Regions from separate parts of the Mus musculus genome. Here region 1 is linked to region 2. A link is a contact called in ENCODE Hi-C or POLR2A ChIA-PET data. All regions are on one chromosome and are shown on one strand. Each heading gives the region's core, a stretch centred on a gene start or an enhancer-like site at or near the end of the contact. The rest is flanking DNA. Distances are from core to core; before and after follow the strand shown. Region 1 has its middle 21 kb from the start of Gm30474. Region 2 has its middle 61 kb from the start of Gm30474.

Region 1 (6,532 bases), core at 1,980-4,479, 38 kb before region 2:
CTCCCTCTGCTGTGGCTCTCAGTGTGCTGTAATGATGTATTTACCATATTAGGGATGTGAGCTCCCATGACAGGGCAGGGTGTTGTGCCTGGTCATTCCTAGAGCCTCGTTGTATGTAATGGTATCAGGAGGTAGCGGTAATCACTGGATGCTGGTCAGTCAATGTTTGCAGGTTCTTGCTGCTTCTGAGGTCAAATTCCGGGTCACTATTCTTTCTGAAATTCCACAAACTCATCTTCTTTCTAAGGTCTCAATCACCCTTTATTGTTAATGGGCCTGGACCAAGCATGGCTTTCCTGTGGTTTTGGTTGTATCTGGTGGATGTCAGCAGCCTCTGTCATCTGCCTTGGTGTCTGTCTGTTCCTCTCTGGAAGGGACAACCCCAGGTAGCACCTCTTTTGCCAGGCTCTTAGGATCCATCCAGGCTCAAGTTCTTTGCCCTTTGAATGTCACCTCACTGTGGTCAAGAGACTGACAGTCCTGGCATTATGTGATCGCTTAGTATAATCCAATTAGCCCCTGAGATGATCCTTGCCTCTGTTGTCTTGTCTCAAATGCTCCTATGAAAGGTTTTGTTGGGCTCTACTATGGTCCATCTTGCAAAGCAATACCACTCTGCTTCAAAACAGGAACATGTGTATATGCCTATGAAGATGTGTATATTATACCCATGAACGAGTGTATGTGCCTATGAGGATGTGTATATTATACCCATGAACATGTGTATATGCCTATGAAGGTGTGAATATACTACCGGTGAACACGTGTCTGTGCCTGGTCTAGACCCTCCTGGCTCTCAGAAGAAATCACAGCCATGTCAGAGCTGAGAACAAGGCTAGCATTCACACACAGTGGAGCATTGTCTCATGATGTGTTTGTCAGGCCCGACTGGATTTCTGAGAAAGCAGAGACCACCATGCTCTGAGAAGGGCTAAGGCGAGGTCGCAGTGCCTTGGGTGTTTGAACTTGGCGTTCTGTTGCTTGAGAAAGCTGGACACAATGCCTGAAAGAAGTTCAGATATTTTTGTTTGCCTTTTCCCTTAGTCTCATGACGAGTGCTAAGGTATTTCTCTTGAACAAGGCTTCTGGTTTTTTTAATTAGCTGATTTTTATATGTATAGGTGCTTAGTCTGCATGTGTGTGTGCATGGTGTGTATGCCAGGGGCTCATAGAGGCCAGAAGAGCCCATTGGATCAGCTGGAATTGGAGCTGCAGATGGTTGTCAGCTGCCATTTGAGTGCTGGGAAGTGAATGCAATCTAACTGGATGCCCTTGAAGGGCAGCAGGAGCTGTAAGTGCTGAGCCATCTCCAGGGCCCAGGTTCTTGTGTTTCATGGGCAATTCACAAATCCTCAGGGGGACATTGCATGACAGAGATTTGCAAACCAAAGCCTTAGCTATGACTTACTTCCTAAGTTACACGTAAGTGTTTAGAGCCCACCTTTGGAAACATGTACAGTCCCGATTTAGGGTTGGGAGCAGGACTTTGACAGCAGTGTCTACAGCAAAGTCCATATTGTCTGCTCCAGGAAGTCCTTGGAAGTAAATCACTCTGCCTTCATCTCTTAGTACCCTGCCTTGTGCCCAGTTCAGCAACCACGACGCCAGGCCATGGGCCAGCTCCCCTCCCCATGTATCGAGAACATGAGTGGGTAAATGTAGCCATGGAGTAGCCATGGAGTGTGACTACAGTGGATTTTCCTCATCTCACCACACAAGCTTTGTGTTGAGGAAGGAAGAGCGAGGTTTAAATGTTGATGAAACCACACATGGCTCCAAGAGATGGTCATTAAGGTGCAAACTCTTCTATTCTGTGCAGTTGTCATTGTAGAGCAACAGGCCACCATTGTCCACAGCTGAGTCCTGCTGCGGCCGAGGGACAACTGGTAGCCACAATGCAGAGTGTATTTTGAAAATACCCCAGAAAGAGATAGTAGGTCGAGATTGATATCTGAGAAGACCTAACAGCTCAGAAGAGAGCAACCATCTTTTTACCACAAAATCTGTTCTGGATCATCCTCTGGGGTCTCCAAGAAGCCTTTCAGAATCAAGTTGACTTTCTTGATTTTTTTTCCTCCCTTCCTCCCTTCCTCCCTTCCTCCCTTCCTCCCTTCCTCCCTTCCTCCCTTCCTCCCTTCCTCCCTTCCTCCCTTCCTCCCTTCCTCCCTTCCTCCCTTCCTCCCTTCCTCCCTTCCTCCCTCCCTTCCTCCCTTCCTCCCTCCCTCCCTTCCTCCCTCCCTCCCTTCCTCCCTCCCTCTCCCTTCCTTCCTCCCTCCCTTCCTCCCTCCCTCTCCCTTCCTTCCTCCCTCCCTCCCTCCCTCCCTCCCTCCCTTCCTTCCTTCTTTCCTTCCTTCTCTTTCTCTTATGTTTGTGTTTCTAAGCAAGAATCTTCCTATATAGGCCACATTGGCCTGAAACTCAGAGCAATCCTCCTGCTGCAGCCTCCCAAGTGCTGAGATTACAGGCACGCTCACCACAATGGTTCTGACGTGGCCTTTCTAAACATCAAAGCCCATAGACTCTTCAGTCTGGATTATTCTTTGCTGTAGGGCTGTCCTGTGCATGGTAGTCCTGAAGGCTTGAGTTGGCCTCTACTGAGAAACACTGTTTTAAACCAAAACAAGGCAAAGAAAAATTGGGCAAGCGCCTGGGAAGCTGGCTTCAGGTGTGGAGCCCTGTCAGCTGCCTGTTGTCCTTTCCCACAGCTGTGTGGAGGGTATTACACACTTGCTTCACAGCCCTCGAAGGCAAGGGGGGCAGTACAAAGACAGAGGCTGCACTACACAGGTGCTCCAGCCAGTGTTGGCTGGATGACTAATGAATGAATGAATGAATGGGTGGATTATGTAACCTATGGTTGAGAGAACTCTGAGGAGGAGGGGCCTCCTTTCCTGGGTTCCCTTGTAGCCCTAGCCCACCCAGAGCTGCGTATGTGCTTCTGCAGCATGGAGAAAAGGAGCAGGCCATGCGCTAGCTCCTAAGTCCTAGATCTGCATTGCACAACTGACTCACGGAGCCCTAAAGACCCCAGAAGCACGTGTGAGTGATCAGCTATTGGCTCGTCTTTCCCTTGATTCTCAAAATTCCAGGTTGTCAGATTACATTCACACAAAGATCCTGCTGAACCAGAAAGATGTCACACCTGGTCTACCCCACCCCTTCCTCTGGTGAACTGGAGAGATGCCATGCAGGCCTGCCCTTTGTTCCCTGTGACTGGTGACACCAAAGTCTCCTGATTCTAAGAAGGACCCATCGTATCCCTTCCGTTTAAAGTGTCCTGTATGTATTCCAGCTTCTGCAGAGGCCTCCTGTGGATGCAAAGCACACATCAACTTGGCAAAGCCTCATCTTGACACGAAAGAAACAAAACCCTGCCAAAAACCAAGGGGCAGCAACAGCAAAGAGACACTCAGGACTTGTTTGTATGTTTAATTTACAATTTCAATGCTATGACAAAAATAAAGTAGGAAAGATGTGGCTTTGCTCATGCTTTCAGAGATTTCAGACTGTGGTCCTTGGCCCAGTGCGCTCTGGGTCTGTGCAGAAGGAGGAACTTCATAGAGGTGGGAGCTAATGATAGGGACATAGCCATGTCATAGCCGATAAAGGAGAGACAGTTATAGATAGATAAACACACACACACACACATATGCACACACAGGTAGACACAGATACATAGGCACACACACACACAGACACAGGGTCACAGACAGAGATAGAGATGGACACAGACAGATAAAGACTCACACAGCGTCAGACAGAGGCACACACACACACACAGAGATAGAGACAGAGATAGACAGAGACAGAGACACAGACAGACAGACATAGACATAGACAGACAGACAGACAGGCAGGCAGACAGAGACATGTTTTCTGTGACATACTTCCTCCAGCTACCCCTCCCCAACATCTAAAGTTTCCAGAACCTCCTAAAATAGCACCAGCAGTTGAGAATCGCGTCTTCAATACGTGAGCCAACCATACAGCGTTGCATGTCTCCTGCTAAAAATAACAAAAGTACGAGTCACCGAGAGGGAGGTAGAGTTGACTCACACTGATTGAGCCACTGGCGTTCATGGCAGTATTGACATTGCTTGTTGGACAGCGGGGAACTGTTAAGAGCCTGTTTTCACTTTCCCAAATTTCCATAAAACGTTTACAAAACACACTTGCTTTTAGTATGATTGTATGGGGAAAGCCATTGGCTCTCCACGCCCTTGGTGTGTGAGGTACGTGTCATAACAAAACAAGAGAGAGGGTGGGTAGGTGGGTAGCCCAGTAGCTACCTCTACAGTGCGTGGCTAGCATGTACAGGACGTTGGTTCAAACCTCAGCAGCAGAGCGGTGGCACATACTGCAATCCCAACAGCCTACCCATAGGTAAAGGCTGGGGGCCCAAGAGCTCGAGATCAGCCTTGGGTATATACAGTAAGCCTGAGGTCGGCTTGGGCTACACTAGACACTGCACGAATCTTCTTAAAAATGTTTACATGGAGTAAACTTGCAGGTAGAACTATTGATGTTCCTCACAAGTTTTTCAAACTTTTTGAATAGTTCCCCCCCCCTTTTTTTAAAGATTGACTTTATTTTGATATTTTATAGAATCTGTTCTGGCAAGAGCCTAGTCACTATTTTAATGGTTGAGAGTGACATGTTAAATAATTAAGCCCTATCTCTTTATGTAGCTAAGACCGCAGAATAGCATCTGTGACATCCTAAGGAAAGCACCAAGCATTGTAATGCCTCAGAACTGGAGAAGTTGGGGCTTGGCCACAACCCCAAAAGATCCAATTTCTGCTTTCAAATATCCTCCATCCTACTGAAGGTCCCTGAGATTAGTGAGCGGCACAAGCACCATGAACTTGAGAATCGACTCTCTGAGAACGTAGCATGTTCTGCGGTGCCCTGTGATGTCAGGGATGCCCCCTCGGATGCTTTCACTTCAATTCACCTCCTCGCTTGTCAACAAGAAGGTTGTGGTCACTTCTCAGGTACATCCACCTCGTTTTGTGAGATAGAATCTCACCCTAACTGGTCATCAAACCCCAGGGACCCAACTGTCACCGCCTCCCCAGAGCTGGCATTACAAGCATGCACCACCACACACACCTTTTTAAGCGTGGGTCCTTGAACTTGGGTCCTCACGCTGTCAAGGCGGACACTTGACTTCCTGCACTGTCTCCCAGGCTTGGTGCCAGTCCTCATTGAGGAATAAGCCAGACATCCAGCAGTTGTATTTGATCTAAAGCTACCCCATCTTGTCCCTGTCACCTAGGTGTGCACAACACGAGCTTTCTGTACTCTTTATCCTAGAAGACAGAAGCCATCTCTGCACACCAAGGACCATAAGACAATATGGATTTCATGACTCCCTCAAACGTTCGTTAAGGCTGGCCTGTCAGGGTTGGGAGTACACATATAACTTAATATACATCTTTTTAGGTCCATAACAAAAAGTGTTGTATGCTTGCAACCAGAACAGCGCCATATCCTAATTATTATTTATTATTGTCATCAAAGCCACAGCTACTGGTCTTGATAGTGAGAGCTAACATGAAATAGATATTGACAAACTATTCACCGATTTAATCATCTCTCCAGCCACTTGTGTTTGCAAATGAATCTCCTGTCAACATCAAATCCTCATCAGCATTCCACACTCAGTGTGTGAGGATCATGTAAAATTGATGAGCTCAGATTTCTATTAAATGCACTACCTATTTCTGGGGTTACTTATATGGGCTTTCTGGAAGCTTGGAATCCTGGTGTCTTATAAACAAGACAGGCTCTGGCCTTTTACTTTAAAAGGGTCTTTAGAAAGCTTTTAGGACTATGCTGAGATGGAGTGCTCGTTAGAAAGATTGGAAAGAATGGAAAATTCCATGTGTGTGAGATTCCTGGGTAATATGTACAAATTAAGACTGTAAAGAAATTGATGGGAGCAATGTACATTTAATTTCAATATTTTGTGTGAATGTGTGTGTATGCACCATGTGTGTACATTGTCTGGGGAGACCAGAAGAGGGGGCTCAGCTCCCCTGAAATGAAAACGAAGTTCTAGATGGTGGGTGCTGGGAATTGAACTGGAGTTCTCTGGAAGAACTGCTAATGCTTTAAACCATTGAGTCATGTCTCCAGTCCTTTATATTTACTTTTAATTTATGTGTCTGTGTGTGCTGCATGTGTGTGCAGGTGCCCTTGTGGCCAGAAGAGGGCGTCAGATGCCAGTGGAGTTATGGGCAGTTATAAACCGACCAATGCAAGTATTGGGAGGCGACTCACATCCTTTGAAAGAACAACAGTTGCTCTAAAGCTCCGAGTCATCCCTCCAGTCCTAACAGGACATTGTTACTCATGTATTTATTTGCCTAGAAGTTCTATGTTGGCCTTAACCATAACGGGACCTAACTCTTGGCACCAAACACTATGCGAATGTTGAGGTATTATTTCCAAGCCCTGGGAACAGCTGCTGTTTATTGTGTTACAGTCGCCACCTCCTGAAGAATGTGATTCTGTTTCAAAGATATCC
Region 2 (6,843 bases), core at 774-3,273:
CTCCATCAGCCTCTGTCTTGTGGCAAAGGTGTAGTGCCTGAGCCAGGAGATCAAGTCTTGCCTTCCTAAAGAGCTGGGGTAGAGACGGTACTGTCTTTGACATGATGTAAGAAACGCTTGAGGTAGCAGCCTAGAGGTGGGGACATTTGAACCCATTTCTATTTCCTGCCTATTGTCCTGTGCCTGAAATTAAGTTATCCTTGCGTGAGAGACGTAAGCAGCTTCCTTGGAACGCCTCATTTTCCTTCATATTCAGTGGCATTGTTTAATTCACTTGCCTTGCTTCTTTAAGTTATATACAAAAGTGTCTGGTACCCAAAGAGAGACTTCAAGATGGACAGTGTTGGCAGACGTGACACTGTGTTATCCTTGCTGTTTTCTGTTAACCCGGGTAAACGATGCTCCACTTGTGGTCTTCCTGAAACCAAGAAGACAGAGCTTTGTCATTAAGCTTGACTGTAAGGCCCGTACAGATGAGTCTTGTTGAGGTTGTGCCCTGCAAGGTTTCCTTCTCTTGTGAGGCTATGCCGGGGCCTAGCAAACATAGAAGTGGATGCTCACAGTCAGCTATTGGATGGATCACAGGGCCCCCAATGGAGGAGCTAGAGAAAGTACCCAAGGAGCTAAAGGGATCTGCAACCCTATAGGTGCAACAACAATATGAACTAACCAGTACCCCTGGAGCTCGTGTCTCTAGCTGCATATGTAGCAGAAGATGGCCTAGTCCGCCATCTGTGGAAAGAGAGGCCCATTGGTCTTGCAAACTTTATATGCCTTAGTACAGGGGAATGCCAGGGCCAAGAAGTGGGAGTGGGTGGGTAGGGGAATGGCAGGGGGAGGGTATAGGGGAAGTTGGGATAGCATTGGAAATGTAAATGAAGAAAATACCTAATAAAAAATAAGAATAAAAAAATAGAGTACTGGAGTCCCTGTGAAACTGGATCCTGTCACTGGGATCAGTAGAGTGGTTTGAACCGGGATCCAGGAAGTATATGTGTTGACACCTTAACCCTAATTCCTGTTCATGGACCTCAGAGGATTGGAGGTGGCTAAGCTTGGCTATGGTTATCAGGGTGACATCCATGGGAGACTTGAGGGGTTTTGGAAGAGCAGATGAGAGAAGAAGTGGACACTTTCTAGCTCCATGCTACACCACACACTTCATTATGACTACTTAACATGAAGCCCTCATTGGACACCAAGCAGAGACCAGGCCCTGGTTCATACTCTTGGACCTCTCAGGCCCCCATGAGCTAAATAAACTTCTCTCCTTTATAAATTACTCAGCCTTTACCTTTTGTTCTTAAATCAACGGAAAGTAGCCAAAGGTCAGAAACATGGCCAGGACCCACCCAAAGGATTTGGTCCCTTTGAAGACTGCAGTTTAACACAACTGTCACTGCCAACTCCTTCCTAAATTACGTTCTTCATCCACCCGGTACCCAGGGCACTCAGCATGATCTGCAGTGGAAGGGAACAGCTCGTAAGAAAGGATGCGGCATCTCCCTGAACAGCTCTATTTAACAGTACCATTGCGGGCCGGAGAGGTGGCTCAGGGGTTAAGAGCACTTGCTCCTCTTCCAGGGGACCTGGGTTCAATTCCTAGCACCCACACAGAGGCTCACAACTGTCTTTAACTCCAGCCCTAGGGGATCTGATGCCTTCTTCTGTCCCCTACTACCCACACATAGACATCCGTGCAGGCAAATATTCACACATATTAAAAATAATTTTTAAAGTAACATAGCATAAGAGTTTTACTAGTTTTCAGACTAAATTCCACAATTTTAAGGTTCTGTCTGAGGTAACAAGAGGCTGTCCTGCCGGTGACACAGGCTTAACTGCCTGCTTAAGCCAGCCTTGGAATCAGCATGGTCCTGTGGCTCTGTAAAGGGCCACACTGGGGACAGCGAGGGAGCACAGAGTCTGTTTTGCCTGCTCACTTCTCTGAGGAGAGACTCCAGAGATCTGCCTGCAAAGACACATTCCTGCCATAGCCTGGGTGCGCTTGCCCTTTAAGGCGGGACTGGATCCAGCGTGAATCGCAGACTGTGCCGAAGACCTTGTCCAGTATAAGCAGAGCAGGCCTGGAGTTTTAGTATTTGGGTGTTCCAAGGCAACATTTTGCTGAGAAGTATTAAAGTGTAACCAAATCTTACAGAGAACACACTGTTCCTGCAATATTTCCAGGGCATCTGATCAATGGGGGATATGAGAAAGAGAAATAAACAAAAAATAAAAAATAAAAAAAAGACAGAGAACGGAGCAGGCAAGCGTGCTCACAGGAAACCAAGCAGAGCAGAGGAAATGATTCTCAAAGTAAATACAGATAGCCGAGGAGAGAAAGCTATGTCTGTCTGTCTTGCTCTGAGCCTGGGTCAGGCTACGGGAGTCTGGTGGGGCTATGCTGGGGATTTTTATCTGGAGCCTCCTCTCTCCATAAGCTCAGCTGTCAGAGGCAATGCCAGGAGCAGCCAAGACAAAACCCAGTCAGGGAAGGAGGTACGGTTGCAGGATAAAACAGTATGGGAGCTGAGGGCTGGCTGCCAGCAGGCCAGGCATCCCTGAGACCCAGCAGGAATTTTACTTGAAAGAAAGCAGGGCTCTTGGTGAAGGGTGTGGATCCGATCATTGATGTGAACTCAGGGGACTCACCCAAGAGGACTCACCCAAGAGGACTCACCCAAGAGAACTCTGTGGCTTAAGTCTTGTCAGTGCTAGAATAGTTTCCTACTCACTGGGCCCCAGAACACACAGAATACCTTCTGGTATCAGGGACATGTGTAGAACATGACACCTACAGAGGGCGGGCTCTCGTCCTCAACAGCATTGACACAGGGTCACATTGTTCCTGGCTGTGGGACAGTCATGGGGATTTTTATGGCAGTGGGCAGCAGCCATGGCTTCTTCACAGATACTAATAATACTTCCCCTATAGTGTCCCCCCCCAACCCCGACCCCCAATGAGTTTAGACGTTGTCCCTGGGGATTGGTAGGAATGGTCACAATCACCACTGGTTGAGAAACCATGCTACAGATGAAGGAACCTCAACCCAGAAAACACACATGGTACCTCTGAGGCTGTGCAGGGAGAAGCTGCGAAACCAGATCCTCAGAGAACCGGATCTATCTGGAGCTTTTGTCTTGCAACAGAAAAAGACCACCCTGTCCGGTCAGCCCTGAGCAGTCGGGAGCCTGGACTCCACGTCTTCTTTGCTGTCTCTCTGTCAACTCTGTTGCTCCATATCTTTGAGTCTTGATGTATCAAAATGGGTTTTGATGAGAACATCAGCCTACAGGGTTCTGGGCTGAGTCCAGCAAAGCTACACAAAGCAGGCAGGGCATGAGGCGAGCAAAGAGTGTCGTGTACAACTTCCTTGTAATCTGACACAATTTCCATGATTCCTAACTCAGGTCAGGTTCTTATTCATGACCTTGGCTTGAATGAGGTGTTCCTTTCTAGCTTTTAGGTGGTCCCTTCTGTCTGGGATACTTCCCACCAAGCTGTTCATATGGCTTTCTCTTCCTCACATTAGGAGATAGTTCTCTTGCATGTCCACAGAGAAGGTAGAGGGTTCTTTTTTTTTTTTCTTGAATGAATATGGCTTTATTACAGACAAGATATATGACAAAGTTCTCCGTGTGGTAAAGTTCATAGGTAACAATAATTTCAGAATGACATGCACACGAGATGCCCTGTATGGACACACTTACAATTGTGTAACACATAGTACTAAGAGAGGCATCAGGAACTGCACTTGTATGACACTCAGGACTGAACGAAACATACATCTGCATCATTCAGACCTGTCATCTACCCACACAAAAAAATGCTCAAACAAGAAGCCAGCATCCTCGCCCCTTCAGTGTTAGACTCACAACTTCTGAGACTTTGCATTTACCTTTATAGCGGAAACTTTTCAAATATAAGAATTATGCTACAGATTCCCCACAGGATTTTCTTTTCTTCATATATATATGAGATCTCCAGTAACCTTAGTTGGATATGATTTTCTTTTTCTTGAGACAGGCTTCTTATACTGCTTCCCTATAGTAACCCCAGAGCGGTAGACAGAAACAGCAGCAGTGGGCAATCTGCTGGGTAGAAAGCCTGCCTACAGGCGCCCATGAAAGTATCAGACAGTAAGGAGTTTCCTTAGAGAATGCCTTACAACCTAAACTAGGGCCTCATTATGAAGTCAAAACCCACTGAAGGACAGCTGTGTGCCTAATTTACCAACCGAATGGAAGCTGTCCCTTACTCTTGGTCAGTACTGAGAAGTGGCGACCAGTTGGGAAGTAGCTGGATCAGAAATGTGATACGGGACAATCACACCGACAGCAGTTTGCAATATAAGTTTCCAAGTTTGAAAAGACGAGTTAAGCGACTATAGGTCAGGGTTCTCGAGACTCAAAACGGTAAAAAACCTGTGTCAAATGTCTTTATGTTCGTAAGAGGACATAGTAATGGACTGAGGGGTCCTGGGTCCATTCTTCATCAACTGTGTTAATGAGCCGCAGGAAGCCAAGATCATAAGGGAGTGGAGCATCACAGAAAGCTTTGGACCCCTCCCTGGCAATGATCCTTCCTAGTTAGGAACTGTCACAGAGTGCTGGAGCTGAGGGTCAGGAGGACTGTGGGCAAGGTGGAAAAGGAAAATCAGATGTTTTCTGTCTTAAGCCTGGGGGTACAAATTGCTTCTCTCCACTCGAATTTGAAATGGCCAGTTCAGGCCAGTTAGGCATGATTCTTCAAGGGAAATAATATAATGATCACCTGGAGAGAGAGAGAGTTGGGCTTGCTGGGGAAACACTTGACCCAGGTCTGAAGCCAGGATGGGAGCCCTCTTGGACAGCACACTGTTGTAAGGATCCATTGTAGAATAAAGAGCACCCCTCGTGAAGCCCCTCACATTGTTTTGGAAAAGTAAAAGGATTTTCACATACACTTGCTTGCTCACATAGATCCTTGAAGTACTGAAATTGACACATACCCCGGTGGTAAGAGCATGCCCCAGGCCCCTCAGTCATCCCCCCCCACACACACATACACACTTAGAAACTCAAGCTCGTCCAGTTAGCCAGCCTCTAAGTCACAGCCAGGCTTTCATCCTCTCATAAATAATATGTAGAATTCCAGAGGCAAATGCAGGACCCAGAGTTCCCTTTTTACCTGGTTTCATGCAAGAAGCTGTGCTCTGAAGGCAGGATGGCAGCCTTCCCTGGATAGCACACTGCTGTAAGAGGGACCAGAAGGGCCCCGAACCCAGACGTGGCCTCTGGCACGGATTCTAGTTGAAGGAGAACTGAAGTAGATTTTCCTCTTGAAGTCAAACCTTACCTCCATCCTCTGTCCAAGTGCAGCCAGGTCTGGCCAGCCAGGAGCCTGCTGGGATCCCTGGAGTCTCACCGGAGCGAGCGAATGAGTTACTGGCCTAGTGCTAAGCCCTTGGCCCTTACCTGGGCTTTCAGAATGGGAGCTGGAACCCTGAATTATTGATGCCAGCCTAAGTAAAGAGTTCAGAAGATAGGAGGAGCCCCCTCCCCTCCCATCACAGGAGGAAAGCACCTCCCTCAAGGCAGACACAGTGTTGGAAACAAGCCTAACGCCCATGGAAGACTTGGGTCAAATGCATCCTACATATTGGGGTTTCCATCTGTCCTCTCTTATTGATTCAGAGAAATGAACAACCAGCTGAAGGAGGAGAACGGAAGCAGATTTCCTTCTCAAAGTCAAACGTTACCCCATTCCTCTGCCCAAGTGTAGCGGGGTGCCACCCCAGACTCTCTCTGAATGGTTCTGGAGTTAGGACTGTGACTAGTGAGCCAGATGGCCCTGCAAGTTAATGTCCAGACAGCACAGGGTGAGCACTTGAAATTGAAATGGGTTCTAGAAACCTGTACAGAGACAAGTGGGGAGGAAATGGGGTGGGGGTGGGGTATCACTTAGGGCCCTTCTCCCTTGTCTGATCAGTTGAAGGAGATGGAGGAGCTGGTTGGGAAGATGATTGACAGGTGAGAAGAAGGGAACAGGACAAGGAAGAATGAAAGATGGTGAAGGCCAATGATTGGACATTGTGCCGAGTCACAGGGAAGATGGCAAATGGCAGATCCTGTTGACCTCACATTCCCACCTCTCACTGGCAACATTACTCAGCATGGCAGACCAGGCTAGGTGCTAAACCGTCTGTACTTCTTCTCTCTCTAGGGCTGTGTCTGCCTGCCTATAGAACATGTTATCACCTGAGGCTCATTCATGTCCAAGAGAGCCCATCAGACCAATTATTTTCTATTCAACCAGTGTGTCTGAAGACCTACTGTGCACTTACATTGGCTGCTGTGTGTATGCTGAGATGAACAGTCTGCGTTTCAGAGTTCCCAGGATAGTCGGAGGGACCAGTGAGGATACACAAACACTGCCTTAAGCACCTCCATTTACTTTGAATAACGAGAGATAATTGAACACACTGAATTCCCCATGGCTCTCACTGAGCCTTTGGGGGTTTCAGACCAGGGCTGCTGCCAAAGGCAGTCCACCAGGGACAGACCCTATGTTTAGAAGAATAGTTTTGTGCTTCCTCTGTAGAATTGGTTAGGAAGTCATATTCGGAGAAGCGGGTCATGGAAATAAAAGTAAGATGTTAAACAAAAAGAAAGATCACGTTAGCAAGGGCAGATACAGCCAGCCATTAGTTTCTTTACCAAGTATGTTTAAATCCTCATCTCTAAGTTAGAGGAACAGGTACTCACCCTGATAGGCTTCAAGGGGAGGCTGAAGAGGTGCTAAATCATTTAATACTTTTCAGAGCAGTACAGGGAATGTAGTCTCCCCTCCCCCAGCCT

Evidence for each region. Hi-C counts contacts between places; a loop is a spot of excess contacts on that map. ChIA-PET counts read pairs that join two places held with the same protein, here RNA polymerase II (POLR2A).
Region 1: a loop to region 2 is called in a map of gastrocnemius, with 2.2 times the contacts of the local background. The contact joins two enhancer-like sites. A Hi-C loop is called at or near these places in 1 of 37 maps with a recorded cell type or tissue (gastrocnemius). POLR2A ChIA-PET finds 5 or more read pairs at or near these places in 1 of 5 experiments (Patski).

Annotation. Positions count from the first base shown.
Region 1 is chr16:93,107,325-93,113,856 of GRCm38, reverse strand. No RefSeq gene overlaps it. Among named protein-coding and RNA genes, the nearest start is that of Gm30474, 21 kb to the left of the region's middle. Within about 2 kb of position 3,229, at least 1 of the 3 ENCODE cell types and tissues checked has a DNase peak (open chromatin) inside an H3K27ac peak, as active enhancers do; it is gastrocnemius, where a contact is called at or near this core.
Region 2 is chr16:93,067,538-93,074,380 of GRCm38, reverse strand. No RefSeq gene overlaps it. Among named protein-coding and RNA genes, the nearest start is that of Gm30474, 61 kb to the left of the region's middle. Within about 2 kb of position 2,023, at least 2 of the 3 ENCODE cell types and tissues checked have a DNase peak (open chromatin) inside an H3K27ac peak, as active enhancers do; they include gastrocnemius, where a contact is called at or near this core.